Linked DNA regions of Homo sapiens: region 1 is linked to region 2. The links are chromatin loops, found by intact Hi-C in ENCODE. Cell type or tissue: chondrocyte. All regions are shown on one strand.

Region 1 (8,000 bases), 440 kb after region 2:
ACGTGTAAATAATTAAATATCTAAAGAGTTTTGCTTGAGTGTTCTCTTTTGAGAGAAATGACTTTTTACTTAGCTCGTATTACTCTTATATCATCAGTGTTATTGCTATAAAATGCATTTTCTATGTGGTCTTTACTGTTAAATTACTACAAATAAGACTTACAGGTTGTTAACCTTATGTGCTATGGGCAAATCAAAGTCATTTTCCATCTCCTCTTTTTATTCTATTTATTAATTGTCATGCACTAGGCCCAAAAAATAATAAGAGAAGAGAAAAGAAAGGAAGGGAGGGAGAAAAGAGGAAGAAAGGAATAAAAGAAAGAAGGAAGAAAGGAAGAGAAAAAAAGTAAAGAACCAGTAATGAGAGTGGCTGTTTGGGAAAGAGGCTTGATTGCTTCAGGAAACCATTCTGATATACCTTAATGCTACCATTAATCACATACATCCCTTTAGTGGAAGAAACAGCATCACTTTTTACCTCAACATATATTGGCATTATTGAACTCCCTCATTTCCTTCAGTTCTTTCTCAAAACTTGCCTTTCCAGTGAGCTTTTCTTGGCTACCCTATTAAAAATTTGAACTCCCTCCCCTAATACCATATTCTTTTCCTTACCTTACTTTTGCATCTCAGTACATATAACTATCAACATTCTCTCAATGAAAAGTTGAGGTGTTTATCTGTTAATTTCTTATGCATTTTAAGCTCTTAGAATATTACATACATAATACATGCCCAATAAATACTTGTTATAGAATGAAGAAATGAATGAATGAATGAATGAATAAGAGGGGTAGTGAAAAATCAATCTTTTTTGAAATGACTGATATAAATCTTGGGTTCCTTGAAGTTTTTTCTAGCATGTTTAGTCACAATTCCTGTGGTATATTAAACCATTTGCATGATATATTTTTTTAACTTCACTCGTTGAATCTGGCTATTCTTAACATTAATATTCATTGCCTTTATAGTAAATATTTTAGACTCCTGGTATTGGGATTTAGATTTTGAGCTTCAAGTATCTCCATTAGTGAAACTGAAAGGTTGTTTTTGAACTTTTTATAAGAAAGACTTTGCCATGGATTACATTTCTGCTTTTTTCTTTCATGATTTATTTCAGCTTGTTAAAATATTTTGTGTCTTAATTATTTTGTACTTTCATTTTTATTATGCAAAATTATTCAGAATAAAACATGCATATTCTAAAAAAAAAAAGGTAACATGCGGACAGTGTTGCAAAACTCCAGGTGGGAGCTGTGACTGTCATGTAAAAATGACATATGTAAAAGTTATAAAATATACAACTAAAGTATTTGAAGGAGAAAGGTGTCATTTGGGGGAGATTTATTCTCAAAGTCATAAGAAAAAAAAAGGGAAGTGATTCCACCTGTTCCTTCTAGAGGTTCTCATTGCATTGCCATGTTTAATGGCAATTTATGTGCTGTATTACAAACAATTTAAATAAAAAAAAAAAGACGACAAGCTCTTGCCTTCTGGAAAATAGACCAGTTAGAAAAATGACGCACAGTTGCAGAAATAAATATGTTCATTGAGTTGTTAGAACCATTTAAGTTCAAAAACAGCAATAAAGGAAGGCACATAAAAGAAGTCATATTTCCTTTTATTTATTCGCATGATATATACTTAAATCTTTAAGAATCTATTCATTTATTCTATCTTGAGATAAAACTAATCTACAACAAAATGCATAATCTTAAGTTTACAATTTAATGAGTTTTGATAAATGCACGTAGCCAGCCCCATGTAACTTACACCCCTGAAAAAATTAGACACTGCCACTGCCATCACATCCCAGTAAGTACTCTCATAGTCTTTCCCAGTTATTCCTCCCCATCACAGTGAGGCAACCACTTTTCTGATTTTTAAAACTGTTGATTAGTTTTGTCTAATACTGACCTTCATATGAATGAAATCATGCTCCTCTGTGTTCAGCTTCTTTAGCTCAAGGTAACATCTATTAGACTTGTTCATGTTGTGTGTATTAATATTTTTTAGTCCTGAGTAGTATTCCTTTGTGAGAATATACTAAAATTTGTTTATCCATTCTCTTCTTAATGAAATTTGAGTGTCCAGTTTATGCTACTTATGAATAAAGCTGCTATGGACATTCTTGTGCATGTGTGTAGGTTTTATTTTTTGATATGTTTTTATTTTTTGGTAAATATCAAGGAGTAGAATTACAATTTCCAAAAAGTGAGTATATATTTAACTTTATAAGAACTGTCACAACTTTTTCCAAAGTGAATATACTATTTTACACTTAAGCTATCTATTTATTTTTATTGTGTGTGTGTGTTTTTTTAAAAGGAATAGACTTCTACAATCCTTAACAGAACATGGCCATCTGGGGTCTAGCTGCCAAAATCGTTCCGTATATGCCAGGTACTTTATAAAGTATTGTCTCAATATCTACTGTGCATGCTTTCTCCTGAATGAGAAAAGTGGGATGGTTCTGATTTTCTGGGGACCGGCTATGGAACAATTTTTTTTTAAACCTACATGTTAAAATGGTACTTGCAACCCACTTAGTAAGTGTGAAAATAAGAAAGTTCTAAATTATGGCTGTTGTGGGTTGATTAAATTTTACTGATAATTTGAGCTCACATTTCCATTTTTTCTCCCTGAGCTTTTAAAGTTTACAAAACCCAATATGTATCGTCACAAGCCACTTTAAGTTTTCCCATTCATGTTTGATGGATTTCAATATTTCTTACTTTTTAAAACTTACTGAACACATCGAAATTTTGTTTTTTAAGAATTATTTAATGTCCAAAAGAGCACAGGAATTTCTAACATCCCTTTCCCTCTTTGAACAAAGTTTAAAAGGAGTTTCATTCTGGAAGAACTTAACACCAGTTTTAAATTCACTACCCAGAAGACCTGGTGACATTGGTCATCCTCTCCCCTGCCTGTGCATCACTGTGGTGGAGCTAGAACTGTGAAGGCACAGTGAGGCTCCTAAAATGCATACGATTTCGCAAGCCTATTCTCACCTAAAATATTATTTTTCCTCAGAAATATTTGTGTTTGAGAAAAAGCAACTACAGGGCAAAATTTTGGAGGAAGGTTGAAAACAGGTACCATGGAAAATATTATTATTGATTTTTATAAATGTATTTGGCAGTGAATGTGTACCGAGCTATCCAATGTAAGCATCAAGATTTCTTTCTCCATTGGTAGTATAGCAGAGTCCTCTTTCAGTAAACATTTGCTTTTGGAAAACATAAAAGGTCAGTTTTGGCCAACTGCATTACTCCTACTCTGCCATCTGTAAAAAATTTAGACTTTGCCTTTTTGAATGACCCTTTAAAAATACACAAGACCTAATTCTATCCTTTACTCCCATAAAACTCCCATTGGACTTCAGTGGGAACATTTTAAAGTTAAGTTCTGAGGAATAAGGACATTTTACAATGCCCTCTTGTGAGAACTTCCTTGGGCAGAACTCAGCCAACTCCTCATTCCTCCTGAGAGAGTTCTATGGTCTTACTGGTTTTCGAGCTTCAAAATAGACTCTGTGCCATTAAGTGGTTATGCTTCTTGAGCACACACACACACACACACACACGCACACACACACAAAACCTCACCCTAAAACTCTAATGTTGTGCAACACTAAAGTAGATGGCCCTTGGTGCAGTGACAATCTTCCTGCCTCTGTTCATCACGTGTTGATTGGTAGATGTCAGTTCTCAATGCCCTGCTCCACATTTCCTTAGTGCTCCACTGTGAAAACATATACCATTTTTGAAGACTTAGCACATGCCAGGCATTGTACTGAAATTTACATACATTATTCCACTTAATCCTGTGAGGTAGGAATTACAATTCCTGATTCACTGTGAGGAAAGGGAGACTTAGAGTGGCTAAAAACATGCTGAGAATCACATGGTAGAGCCAATATTTAGACTGTACTCTCTCTGATTCCAAAGCCATTGCTTGTAATTGTTGCACACCTTGCATTGCAGTGTACCACTGCCCTTTATACACCTTAGCGGGGGAGAAGGTGGTTGTTCAGGGAGGGTTTTGCTTATATGCCTGTCTGTCTTCCTAATGAGATTGACAAACGAGATAGGGTTCTTGTTTTGTTCATCTTTGTATGGTTACAGCAGGATGCATAGGAGTTTAATAAATAAATCTTAAATTTAAAAAGTACTCCTTTTTGTTATCATAAAAGTTACACCTCCTTGTTAGGAATAACTAGACAATAAAAAACAGTATAACTCATTTCCAAATAACAGTATCCAGAAGTAATTCAGTACATCTTTGATAAATGAGTGAATTCCAAAAATTAAAAAAAAATACTTATAGTCTTGTGCTGCTTCTAATATATTTGTATGACAATAGGCACACCATGACCTGATTGCTTGATGTTAATTAAGCATGATTAGTGCATGATAAAGTCTTTAGTCTTCACAAAGCTAGAAAGTGAAAGAGAGGAAAAAAAAGCCCAAATATTTCTATGATCAAACGATTTTAATTCACAATATAAAGTTCCTGCAGTAGCATTTTATTTGAGACTATACATCTTTGAGTCACTTACATTTAAACTATTAAACTGATCAGAAGTACTTATTTTAAAATTATCTCTTTATGATAGGAATTATATTTCAGAAATTTAATAAAAATATCCTTGTATTTGTATGCCAGTTAAATAGGACTTGATTTAAGTGCTGTAGTTAAAAGCAGTTTATTGGTGAAAGTCTAGCCCCTAGTGGACAGGCGTCTCTGGTACACGCCCACACACTGAGCTAGTTAGGTACAGTTTGGAGGGATGCCTTCTTAAACCTCAAGGGCTTCAGAATGAAACCGTCTGCAAGACTTTTGATGTTAATATTTTCTTCTCTTTTTTTTCCACAAACATATCCATTGTATGTCTGGATTATAAGAATTTTATAATATTTTAATGAGCATTAAGACTTTTTTCCTGCATTATTAAAATTTCTTGAAAGCAGTAATCCTCTTCCCTGCTTAAAGAGTAAAGTTTCTTTCCTTTCTTTTCCTACTCCCTTTCTTTTTACTGTAAGTATCCAACATTTAGGCAACATTAACTCTTTCAGGATGAATTTAGATTGCACTTATAACTCCACTTTCCACACACACATATTTCATAAAATTCACAATTTCTTTTAAAACTAAAAGGAATTATTTTTAATTACTTCTTTTCACTCATGTAAGCGTGTATGATATATAGACATAAAAATAAAGTGCAAAAATTTAACACCCAAATAAGATAGAAACACAATATTATACCTGATATAAAGCATATGCAATCAGAAAGTTATAATTTTCTTAAGCTTATAAAATCCTTCTTGTTCTAAGAATTGTTATTAAACACATTTTATGATTCAAAGAAACCATAATTAGAGTTCTGTAATCACCTTGATGATCCTACATGTTTGCTTAGTTTTAGAAACTTAATGCAGAAAGACTGTGAATTTGCATTTCAAATACAGTCAACTCTGCTATAATATGACATATGTGTTGTAGGGCTTATGCACAAGGGGCACAACACTCAAAACCTTTGTCAGTGATACGTAAAACAAGTTTGAAATCTAACAAATATGAGAGTTCTCTTTTACACACATTACATGGTCCGGAAATACATAAATACTATTTTACCATAAATATGTCACATTACCTTGAAACAAACCTGAAGTTTGCTTGTGTAAGTGGGTGTCAGAAGTGTTGCAACTTATGAGTTTTTGTGAAATTGTAGAAGGTGGCTTATCTGAAATCAGCTGGAAAGTTCTAATAGCAGATGTGGATGGGTGTGACTCATAACACAGGCTGGTGAACTGAGGTAGCTGGCAGATGTTTGAGGAGCATATGTGTGTTTTGTGTATTCCTGTGTAGCTTGTATGAATTGGGTACAGCTTCCTGCATTCCTCTAGTGTAGCTTATGGACAACATGGTGCATACACAAATACAAAATTTGCATTGTCCTCAAATTATTCTCTACTATATAAATTGTGTGGGAATAAATTCACATTTCCAAAACAAGAGTTATAGCAAAACTGATTATATTCTTTGTCAAAGACCTGAAATAGAAGAAGAATTACTCATTAAGAATGAGAACTATTTAATGTTTAAGAAATGGTATAAAACATTACGCACAAGCTGTTCTAGACTTTGTTAGCCCCCGTGTGTTATATGTTTGGCTGTTACATTCTCAGCACAATTAAGTTCATTTATTCCATGTCCCTTTAAGTCATATGGTGGGTTTGATAGAATGTAAGTCAGGTAGGTATGGTTTTTGTGTCTCTTGACTTCATGCTTTCTAAAACTTTCCATAGTAAGATATAGGGGAACATGAATAACATTCTTTAAGTTATGGTTTTTATGTGTGTACAGATGGAACACATAGCTCAGATAATAAAGGGAGGGAAAATTTTTCCCTTTGGTCAGTTAAGATTAGCTTCACCCATGCTAAAATTTCAGAAGGTGAAAATATGAGTTTTTAAAATGCATTTCCAAGTTAGAAAAATACATGCATCTCTTATTCAGTATGAGTAGCCAAAATAAAATGTATCATAAAAGAACACTTGATTTTCTCTTCCAAACTTACACCTCCCCAAGTCTTCTGAATTCCATAAATAAGCAGCCATGTGGTTTCTCAAGCCAAAACCAAGGGTCATTCTTGCTCCCATCTCTCCATTATCCTGGTTTCATCATCATCCAATCTAACTTCTGTCAGCTCTGCTTTTAAAGTCCATCCAGAATCTGTGCATCCACACTGTCACTGTCATCTCTCACCTGACTGCAGTGCCTCTTAGCTGCTCTGCCCCCTTCTACTCTTTCACCCAATAACTCATTTGCTGCCTAGCTTCCAGGGTGATTAGAATTACAAATCAGATCACACCCTTCCTCACTCTGACCTTCCAATGGCTTCCTATTTCATTTAGGATAAAATCTGAATTTGACCAGGGCCTATAAGCTGTACATTATTTGGCTCCTGACTAAGTTTCTGACCTTATCTCCCATGCTTTTGGTTCAATCCACTCTAGAGATGCTGGCTTTCCTTCTGCTCCTTGCACAGCAGCTCTTCCCTCTTCTGGAATGTGCTCAGCTCAGTCTTTGCCCAACAGTTGTCTTTAGATCTCAGCTTCCATCTTACTTCTAGAGTATCACTCCCTCCACCATGACCCTACCCTTTTTACCCACTTACTAAATCACTCATTTGGTATTATATGCAGCCCTACTACTATCTGATATCATCTTGATCATTTTGTTTCTTTACATTTATTTTCTCTCTTCTCAAGAATTAAGGCCTCATGGGAGTTTGTCTTTCTTGTTTAGTACCTTAACCTTGGCACCTCTTCTAGTGCATAACATTTGGATGTTTAATATATATTTGTGAAAATAATAAATGAAGATTTAAAAAAGAGGGGAGATACACACAGATACACACAGTCACACACATATGTGTGTATATATGTATATACACACATATATACATATATATGTATATACACACATATATACATATATATGTATATACACACATATATACATATATATGTATATACACACATATATACATATATATGTATATACACACATATATACATATATATGTATATACACACATATATACATATATATGTATATACACACATATATACATATATATGTATATACACACATATATACGTATATATGTGTGTATATACACACATTATACATATATACATATATATGTGTATATACACACATATATATACACATATATATACATATATATATGTGTATATATATATAATTTTCCAGCAACGTAGGCAGAGTTCTGTGCTTTACAATGCAAATGCTCTCAGACTTTAAAAAATAGTTTTGAGTCGATGTGGTTATGTCAACCCAGTTGATGAAAATCAATGGTGGTAAGCATTTAGAGATGACTTACCATATCCAAGGCACTCCTTTATATCCTTTTCATATAGAAATTCATTCAATTCTTACAATAGCCCTTTGAGGTAGGTACT
Region 2 (8,000 bases):
TGTGTGTGTGTGTGTGCGCGCGCGCGCGTGGAAATGGTGGTGGGGGTGTATGTGAACAGCTGAATTTATTGAAAATAAACCCCAACCCGCCCAGTGAAGTCCTCTAAGCCCGACACGGGGTTCCCAAGTCCGGATGTGGCTCCGGGACCGCGCGAGGCGATGCCCTGTTCCTCTGGGCTTGGCTGTAGGGCGGGGAGGGAAGGCACCACGGGGTGGGGGAGAACTGAGCCCGAGTCGCCGCCGTCACAGTCACTTGGGCCTTTCCCGGAGGCCAAGGTCTTGACGGACTGAAACGGTGTCCGAGGGGATTCGTGATACCGAGAAAACAGGCGAGGCGCCAGCTCGGGAAGCCCTCTAAGTTGGCCCCCACTCCTTACGAGTTTGGGCCGCCGGATACACTGCCCCCCTCGTCCCTGGCTCCAGTAGGTGTCTGGGACCGTGGGTCCCGCAGCGGGCTTTTTCGCCCTCTCCGCTTGGTTCAAGACCGGCGTGGGCCCATAGCCTCAAAGCGTTCGGGAGGCAACTGCGGTTTGGGCCCCCTTGCACCCGGCTGCCTGAGCTTGCCTGCCCCTACGAGGGGTGGGAGCGGATTTCTGGACGCCTGCTGGCCTGCCTGAAATTTGGGGTGCGGACCGGGTGCTATCTTGGGCTTTCCAGGTGTACTTTTCATTTCAAGGGGTTGGGACAAACTGTGGGCGTTCGTATTTTGCACGCGCCAGGGCGTTTTTGTGTTGAGTGGCCCGGTGGTACCCTGGGCCAGGGACCTGCCCATCCCCCGCCACATCCTTAACCCGTGGACTGCAGGCGACGCGGAAGGGTTGGCTCCGGGACGCGACCGGCAGAGCCGGCGCCGAAGGTTTCGGCCTCAGCCCACGCGGTGGCGCTGTCGGGAGAGGACGCTGGGGCTCCGGGCCGGGACCCGGGCAGTGACCCGGGCTCGAGGGTGGCGGGACATTGACGCCAAGCCGAGGCCTCGGGGCTCTTCGCAGCCACCTTGGGCCTGAGATCCTCTGCCTCACTCGGTGTTTCCCTAAGGAAAACGCGGCGGGTCGGGAGCGCCACCCGGGGCCCCAACCCCGGCAGCTCCGAGCTGGGGGCGGGGACGCAGCGGCGGCTCCTTCGGCGCTTCCTTTTCTTCCCCCACCCTTGCCTTGTTGTCCCGGTTTACAGTCGATTTCTACAAGTAAACTAGATTAGCAGGGCAGTCATTCTCTCGCAGCGTGGTTGCAGAAGGGGACCCACCTATTAAGTTCTGGGCTCTGCAAAAGAATGAAGGGCGCCCCGGGGGGCGTTGCCTGGTGTGGTAGGGTGGTGCTCCAGGCCGCAGGACCCTCCGTCTTCCCCGGTCCCCCGGCCCGCGGCCGCCGAAGGGACACCAGATCTCCCACCAACGACTCCCCCAGCTCTGAAACCTATCTCCTCGCTTTCTTCCCCCAGGGCAGGCAGTGCCCACACCCGACGCCCATCTCCTACCCCGGGAAGCCCAGTGCAGAAAGCTCCCCGTCCTCGCCTGAGGCAGCTCCTGGGCCGACCTTGGCAATTCCCTTCCCGCCCACCCGGCTCCTGAACGGTCGGCCCCACTAGCCCCAGACCCTCGGGCCTCTGGGGTGCTAGGCTCACCGCCTAGCGCAGACTCGTTGCCCACCATCCTTCCCCATCAGTCGTCCCTCTGAGGCGTATCTCTCTGCTCGGGCCGCAGGGGCTCATTCGCTTGGGGCCGGGAGGAGGACCTCCACAGTCTCTACCTCCGGCGGCCGACGGCTTCCTTCCCTCTCCGCCCCCGCCCAGACCCCCTGAGCTGCCGGGGGAGCCAGGAGTCATTTATCTTTGCCTGGCGCGGGTTGGGATTTGTCCGGCTCTGATGCCAACGAGGAAGGCGTGCGGATAACGAAGTAAGTGTCCCCCGCCCTGCGCTCCGGTCAGTCCCCAGACGCCCGGAGCACTCTGGGAAAGGGCTGAAGCCCACCCTGGGCGAACCGTCCTCCAAGGCGCGTCCCCCACTGGGGTATTCTGGCCCCTGGCTCTTGTCCTCTTGGCGCATCTGATTTCCAGTCTAAGCCCCTCGCGGTTATGCCGTCCGAGAAAGTGTTGGTCGCCAACTCTCCACGGACAGTCCGCGGCGGAAATTGGCTTCAGAGCTGGCGTGGGCTTCATTTGAAAGAAATGATTCCCTCCCGCCCTCCTCCCGCCCCCAGGAGGGCAAGCTCCAGGGGAAGAGGCAGGCCCGCTTGGGTTCCTAGAAGCCGTCGAAAGCTTTTGACGCGGGCGATTCCCATAGTTTTCCCTGCGTGTTCCAGGGTTGAGGGAAAACGCGGCGCAACTTTCCAGGGCTCTTTAAAAGGCAGGGTCTCTCTGCCTGGGTGACCGAACTTGAAAGCCATGGACCTTGGGGATGGATGCCGGGCCCTCAGAGCCCGGGATGGCCCAGGCGAGAGCCGAAGTCCCGCGCCCGGCACCCTGCACCCTCCACCCAGGCGCCCAGGCCTACGCTGTCCGGAGCGGGCCTCTAGGAAGGAAGGTTGACCAGGGTCGAAAGCACGCACAACAAAAACTTGGTGTCGACAAAGAGAAATCAAGAAACGTCATTAGAGTGCAGGCCATAAAAGAAGGCCTGACAGAGAGAAAAGGAGAGAAGATGGAAATAAGAAAAACCATACACCTTTAACACTAGCATATAAAGATCTATTGATTTTTAAAATAACAAATCCGTGTTTGTGAAAAACAGGCGGCCTTTTACTAAATTACATAAGGAAAACTTGGGAGGTGGGTGAAGAAAAGGGGAAAAGTCTGAGCAGATTCCCGACAAAAACGTCAGTTAGAAGGAAACTGAGGGATAAAAATGTCCCCCAGATGTGAACTCCATGTTTTGAGCATGGAAGCAAACTATCTCCTAATGCACAAAATGGGTTTTAGATAAAAGTATTTTTAAAAATCAAACGTAATTAAAACAACTCTTTTCTCGTGATTTTGTTTTAAAAAGTTTGGAAATAAACCTTTTGAGGGATACAAAACGAAACCAAACAAATATTCTTGAATCATCAGCAAATTTATTCATTTACTGTTTTAAACAATACAAAATTCTAGCGAAAGGTAAAACTATTAAAATATATCTTATTGTCGAAATTAAACCTGCTGGAAATAATCGCTTCAGTTGAAATAAGGTCAATACAAAAATTGTGCAGTAAAAAGCGTATGTAATTTGAAACAAAAAAGGCCTTTATTAGAGACAAAACTCGAGAGGACAAAAACCCACACCGGACATAGATCACAAAACTTCCTAGAACTCTCCTTTAAATCGGAAGAAATTTGTAAAATGTGATATGAAATACAACTCTACAAACATCCAAAATACATTTCTGGTCATAATTAATCGTATTTGACATTTTCCTCTAAGTTTAATGCAACTTTAAATAATTTAGGCTTTTTCCTAACATGATAGATTTTTTTCAGTATCAGAAATGGACAAGAGGAAACTCCAGTAAAGAGAAAAGCAATGAATTTAAAAGGGTGCAGAATCTGAAAACAAACTAACCACAATGTACATTTAATTGTACTTAATTGTATATTTCATTTAAATAGTCCTTCTCAGGGGTTTAATAATTTAGAATCAATAGTTCCCTTCAAAACATAATAAAATATTTACACTTTATAAAATATTAACCGATTAACAATACAGCCGTGTTGTTTATAAGAGTGTAACTGAAGTCCTGCAAATCATGCTGTTGACACAAGCCTGTGAGGTTAGCGAAGTGATCCTTAGCAAAATGTAAATGAAGATCTTCAGACAGTGGTGTTTATAAAATAGCTCATTAATGACTTAGGATTGAATCGCTCCAACCATTCGCATCATCAGATATAATAATAGTGACGAATCAGACAGGAAAGATCCTGGCTAAACCATTTGCATTTTTTTCCAGAAGTACTGAACTCCTAATATCACCAATTCTTCTAAGTTCCTGGACATTGATCCGGAGGAGGATTCGCAGTTCAACATCAAGGTAAGGAAGGATACAGCATTGTTATCGTTGTTGAGATATTAGTAAGAAATACGCCTTTCCCCATGTTGTAAACGGGCTAAGTTTGACAGTGGTAGTTGGCTTTTGCAACACCCCCTTCCCATTTCGACATATTACAGATTGAAGAAAAAGTTTGTTGCTCAAAACTTACAGTTTGTTTCTTTGCAGCCCCAAACCTTTTAGCTACCACCACGGGTTGATTTACTAGACCCATTTTTGCTCTCACCGACTTCGAACTGTGCATTTTCTCCCACTCTTTTGACTGGGGGTGGTATGCGGGGGGAGGATGGGGCTTGGTGAAGAAAACCAGGGAAAGGCAAACGCTGCCTAAAACTCCCAGGGTGGCTCCCCTAAGAATTGCTATCCTGCTTGTTTCTTTTCTCGGCTGGGATCCGACCGACTCCCAGGTCGCCTCGGACTTCTTTGGAACTTGGTGGGCGGCGCCTAGGTGCGGGGTTCGTGGTGATCTGGGCGCCGACACTTAGGCCGGGGGCAGGTTTCCTTCCTGGGACCCTTTCTCTTCCAGAGGCTCTCAAGCCTCTAAGCCCGTGCGCATGCCGCCTACCAGGTAGATGCGGCGAGGGCGAGTGGAAGGCAGCCTTGTCCCGGGCACGATCGGCGGACTCAGCTTTTCGCAGTCTCTGCTCCCAGCAGGGATTTACAGAACTGCTCCCGAGAGCGTTTCCCGAAACCGAACTTAGTTTGGCCCTCTGGCGCCGCCGTACAGTCAACGCTTCTTAAGGGGGATCGGTGGCTCTTGCTGCGGGAGATGTGGGAGAGCCCTCGGGGTCCTGGGGATTAGGAGGGAGAGTCAACGTGTGCGGGAGGGACATGAGGTGCAACCAGTTGAGGGGGGATTCTCTGGCCTCAGGGCCGGCGGGGATGCGTCCACATTTTCTCGCCTAAGGTCCTAGCGGCTAATGTCCGCCGACGCCCCGGGTATCTCGCGGGGGCTGCGGCCCCTGCCCACGTGCTTTTCCTTAAGGAGGCAGCGCGCCCAAGCGGAATCGCAGGGACAAAAGCGCGGCCAGAGGCCAGCCTGCTCGGCTAGTGCCCGCGCCACCTTAAATGAGCACCGCGGCCGGAGTCGGGCTGCCGGCGGCCGCGGCCGCGGGAGTCGGCAAAAGTTTGTGGCTCTGTTACGCCTTCGCGGGACCTGCTGGGGACGCTCCTGTGCGGCCTCCCCCCGGGCGGGGAGGCCGGGTCCTCAGGGCACAGCTCTGTTGGCGCCAGCAGCCCTGGGCTCGAGCAGCTTGGGGTCCCCAGGAGCCCCAGTCCTGTAGCCCGAGGACAGGCAGCCCCACCGCCCTCGCCGCCACCGCGTCACGGGCTCCAGGCGGCCCGGTTTGCACCGCTCGCGATGTCGCCGGAGCGGCGAGCGCTCCAGCGATGCCATCCAGGGATGCACCCCGCTCTGCATCCACCACGCAACCCCCATTCCTGTGCCACCCACAGCCCGGCGGGCAGTGGCCGTGCTCCTGGCATTCGGGACACCCCGACTATTGTTCCGGACTCGCGGCCGTGCCAGCTTTGAAGGAGAAGCGGCCTTCCCTGCGCGCGCGGCGGCACGAAGCGCGGCGGGCCGGGACGTTCGGCTCGGCGCGGAGGGGGAGCTCGCAGGCACCGGGAAAAGTTGCTCGGAGGGGCGGAGGCGGTGGGTGGTGGGCGGAGGCGGTGGGTGGGGGAGGCGATCGCCCTCCTATCTCCAAAGTCGAAAGTACTCCGCGCAGTTAACAGAGCTGGGAGCCGAGGCAGCCGCGGTCGCCTCTTGCGCGTCGGTCTGCGTCTCCGCCGGCAGACGCGGCACCCAGCGACTGCCTTGTCGCCGCCGCCTCCGCGCCGGGACGAGTGCGCCTAGGGGCTGGGCGAGGCGGCCGCGCCCTGGACCCGCCACAAGGAGGAGGACCAGACCCTGGGCCCCGGTGCCCGCCTGCGCCCAGACGCACCCACCCGCTGGCCGCGGCCACCGCCTCGCGCCGCACTCGGTTCTCTGCCATCGGTCCTTCGCCGCCTCGTGCATGAGGTCCTCGTCACCCCGCTCCGACCGCCGACTCTCCCCTTCCTCTTCCCTCCTCCCTGCCTCCCACCCGCCCCTCGCCTGTCCCTCTGCCTCCTTCGCAGCCCCGCCGCCGTTGGGTCGCCGTGCTCACAGCGATTGATTGATTGATGTTTAATTTCCTGCCAGGCGGGGCCCCCCTCCCCCCGCAACCTCCCCAGCCCTCCTCCCCGCCCCCCACTCCCCTCTTTTCTTGCGGTGGACCAGTCTGGCTTGGGTTTAGATCCATCCCCCCCACCCCCATCCCGAAATAATCCAGAGACTTCCCCTACCCCCACCCCAAATTATTATTTTGAAGGCGCTAGATCTGGGGACCGAAAGGGGGAGGGGGAGAAATCGGAAACCGAGGACAACCCAAAAGGACTCACTTTGCCTGATGACTCAACGCAACTAATAATCATCTCCCTCTCAGTGTGTCTCTCTCTGCGGCTTGTCAGTGAGTCCGGCTCTGGCTGCTGGCAGAGGCGGCCGAGAGGGGAGAGGCTGGAGGTGACAGCTTGGGCGGCCGCCGCGTTTCCTCCCGCGCGCGGTCCCGGGTCCCTGCGTCTTCTCGGCTCTTGGTGTTACCGGTCCCACCGCTCTGGCCGCGCCTCCTCGCGAGCTAGCCGCCCTGCGAACCAGCAGCCCCGGCTCGCCGCCGCCGCCGCCGCCTCCGGGTTCTCAGCCCTTTCTCTCCAGAACGGGTCTCCTTCCCGAAGGTGTGAAAAGGCTCTTTCAGCCTCCTTCTCTTCCCCCCTCCTCCGCCGTCCCCTCCCCCGCTCGCTCGGGTGTCCCTTTGGAGGAGTCCTTTCCCTCTCCTCCTCCTCCCCCTCCTCCCTCCCCCCATCATCATCATAACAACCATCTCCGCACCAGAAGAAGACACCCTGACCCAGGACCTTAAACATTAGGACCTGGGGAAGAGGGAAGGGGAAGGAGTAAAGAGGAAGACTAGGAGAACACTGCAAAGCCAAGCACCAGAAACTTTCCACCCTGGATTCTCTACTTTTGCTCCATGGACAGAGCCCCAGTCAGCCAAGTTTCAGACAGACCGTGAGCAGTAAGTACGCAGGGCGAGGGCTCCCGCGCCGCGCTCGGGAGTTCGGGGAAGCCCAGGGCCAACGAAGTCCCCTCCCCGCCGCTCTCGGCCTCTCGGACCGCGAAGTCGGGGAATGCAGGCGGAAGCCTCGCCCTCAGCCCTCCTGCTCCGTGTCTTCATCTCGCATCCTTCCTTTCACCTCCCCCTGCCACCCCCACCTTGTCTCCTTGACCCGTGGCGCCGACACTGCTCGCGCGGCCAGAGCGCCCACGAGGATTCCCAGCGCGCACGCAGTACGGTGCCGGGGTCTTGCTTCTTGCGGGTGTCAGTGACAACGCGAGCGCCGTTTCATCAGGTGTTTCCCCTCCTTCCCCGCCCCCCCCCACCCCCCCAATCCAGGGGTGTCGAGACCTGCGGCTTCCGTGGGGAGCGCACTGCCAACCTAGTGACCCAGAGGAAAACTTTCTGGAGCGATGTTAAAATTGGGGCGGATGAAGGCTGCTCTTGCACTAAGAATTCAAATGCTTTTTGCTTTTGTGTTTTATATTGAAGAGCTTTAAAAAAGCACTGGGGATCAGATGAAGATAAGAACGCTCCAAAATAATAACGATTGTAGCGCCCGCCTTTGTGATGGAGGTTATTCTGATAAATACCTCCAAGTGTTTTCGGATGCTTATTAATGTGGAATTAGGGTTGATTTTATGCAGGTGTGTGCTTATCTCAGGACTTGCTCCGTATAGGTAAAAAGCGGGTATTCAAGGGGTTCTTTCGCCCGGCCTTTGGCTCCTGCCTGGCCATTCACAGCGCATTTACCGGGTGGTTAATTCGGTTATGGACTTGCGCACACCCCCAACTCCCTTCCCATGTGGGTGGAACGTCTTTTTCTGAAGTTCACTTATTCCGCAACCCT

What was found. Peaks named below come from ENCODE experiments on the same cell type or tissue, not always from the same donor. Only the 100,000 strongest peaks of a DNase experiment are listed, where the experiment ranks them.
Region 1: a loop joins it to region 2, with 2.2 times the contacts of the local background. A loop is called at or near these places in 9 of 110 quality-filtered maps.

What each region holds. Positions count from the first base shown.
Region 1 is chr2:199,016,821-199,024,820 of GRCh38, reverse strand. No RefSeq gene overlaps it. Among named protein-coding and RNA genes, the nearest start is that of SATB2, 440 kb to the left of the region's middle. In chondrocyte, CTCF peaks have their summits at 4,517 and 4,720; no DNase peak of the experiment used is centred here.
Region 2 is chr2:199,456,450-199,464,449 of GRCh38, reverse strand. It overlaps SATB2 (SATB homeobox 2), which reads left to right and starts at 6,511. Exons shown (of 11, transcript NM_001172509.2): 1 at 6,511-7,111. RefSeq lists enhancers at 1,370-2,135, 4,630-4,924 and a silencer at 5,191-5,320. In chondrocyte, CTCF peaks have their summits at 629, 877 (motif pointing right) and 4,995; DNase peaks (open chromatin) are centred at 1,806, 4,739, 5,009, 5,969 and 5 weaker places.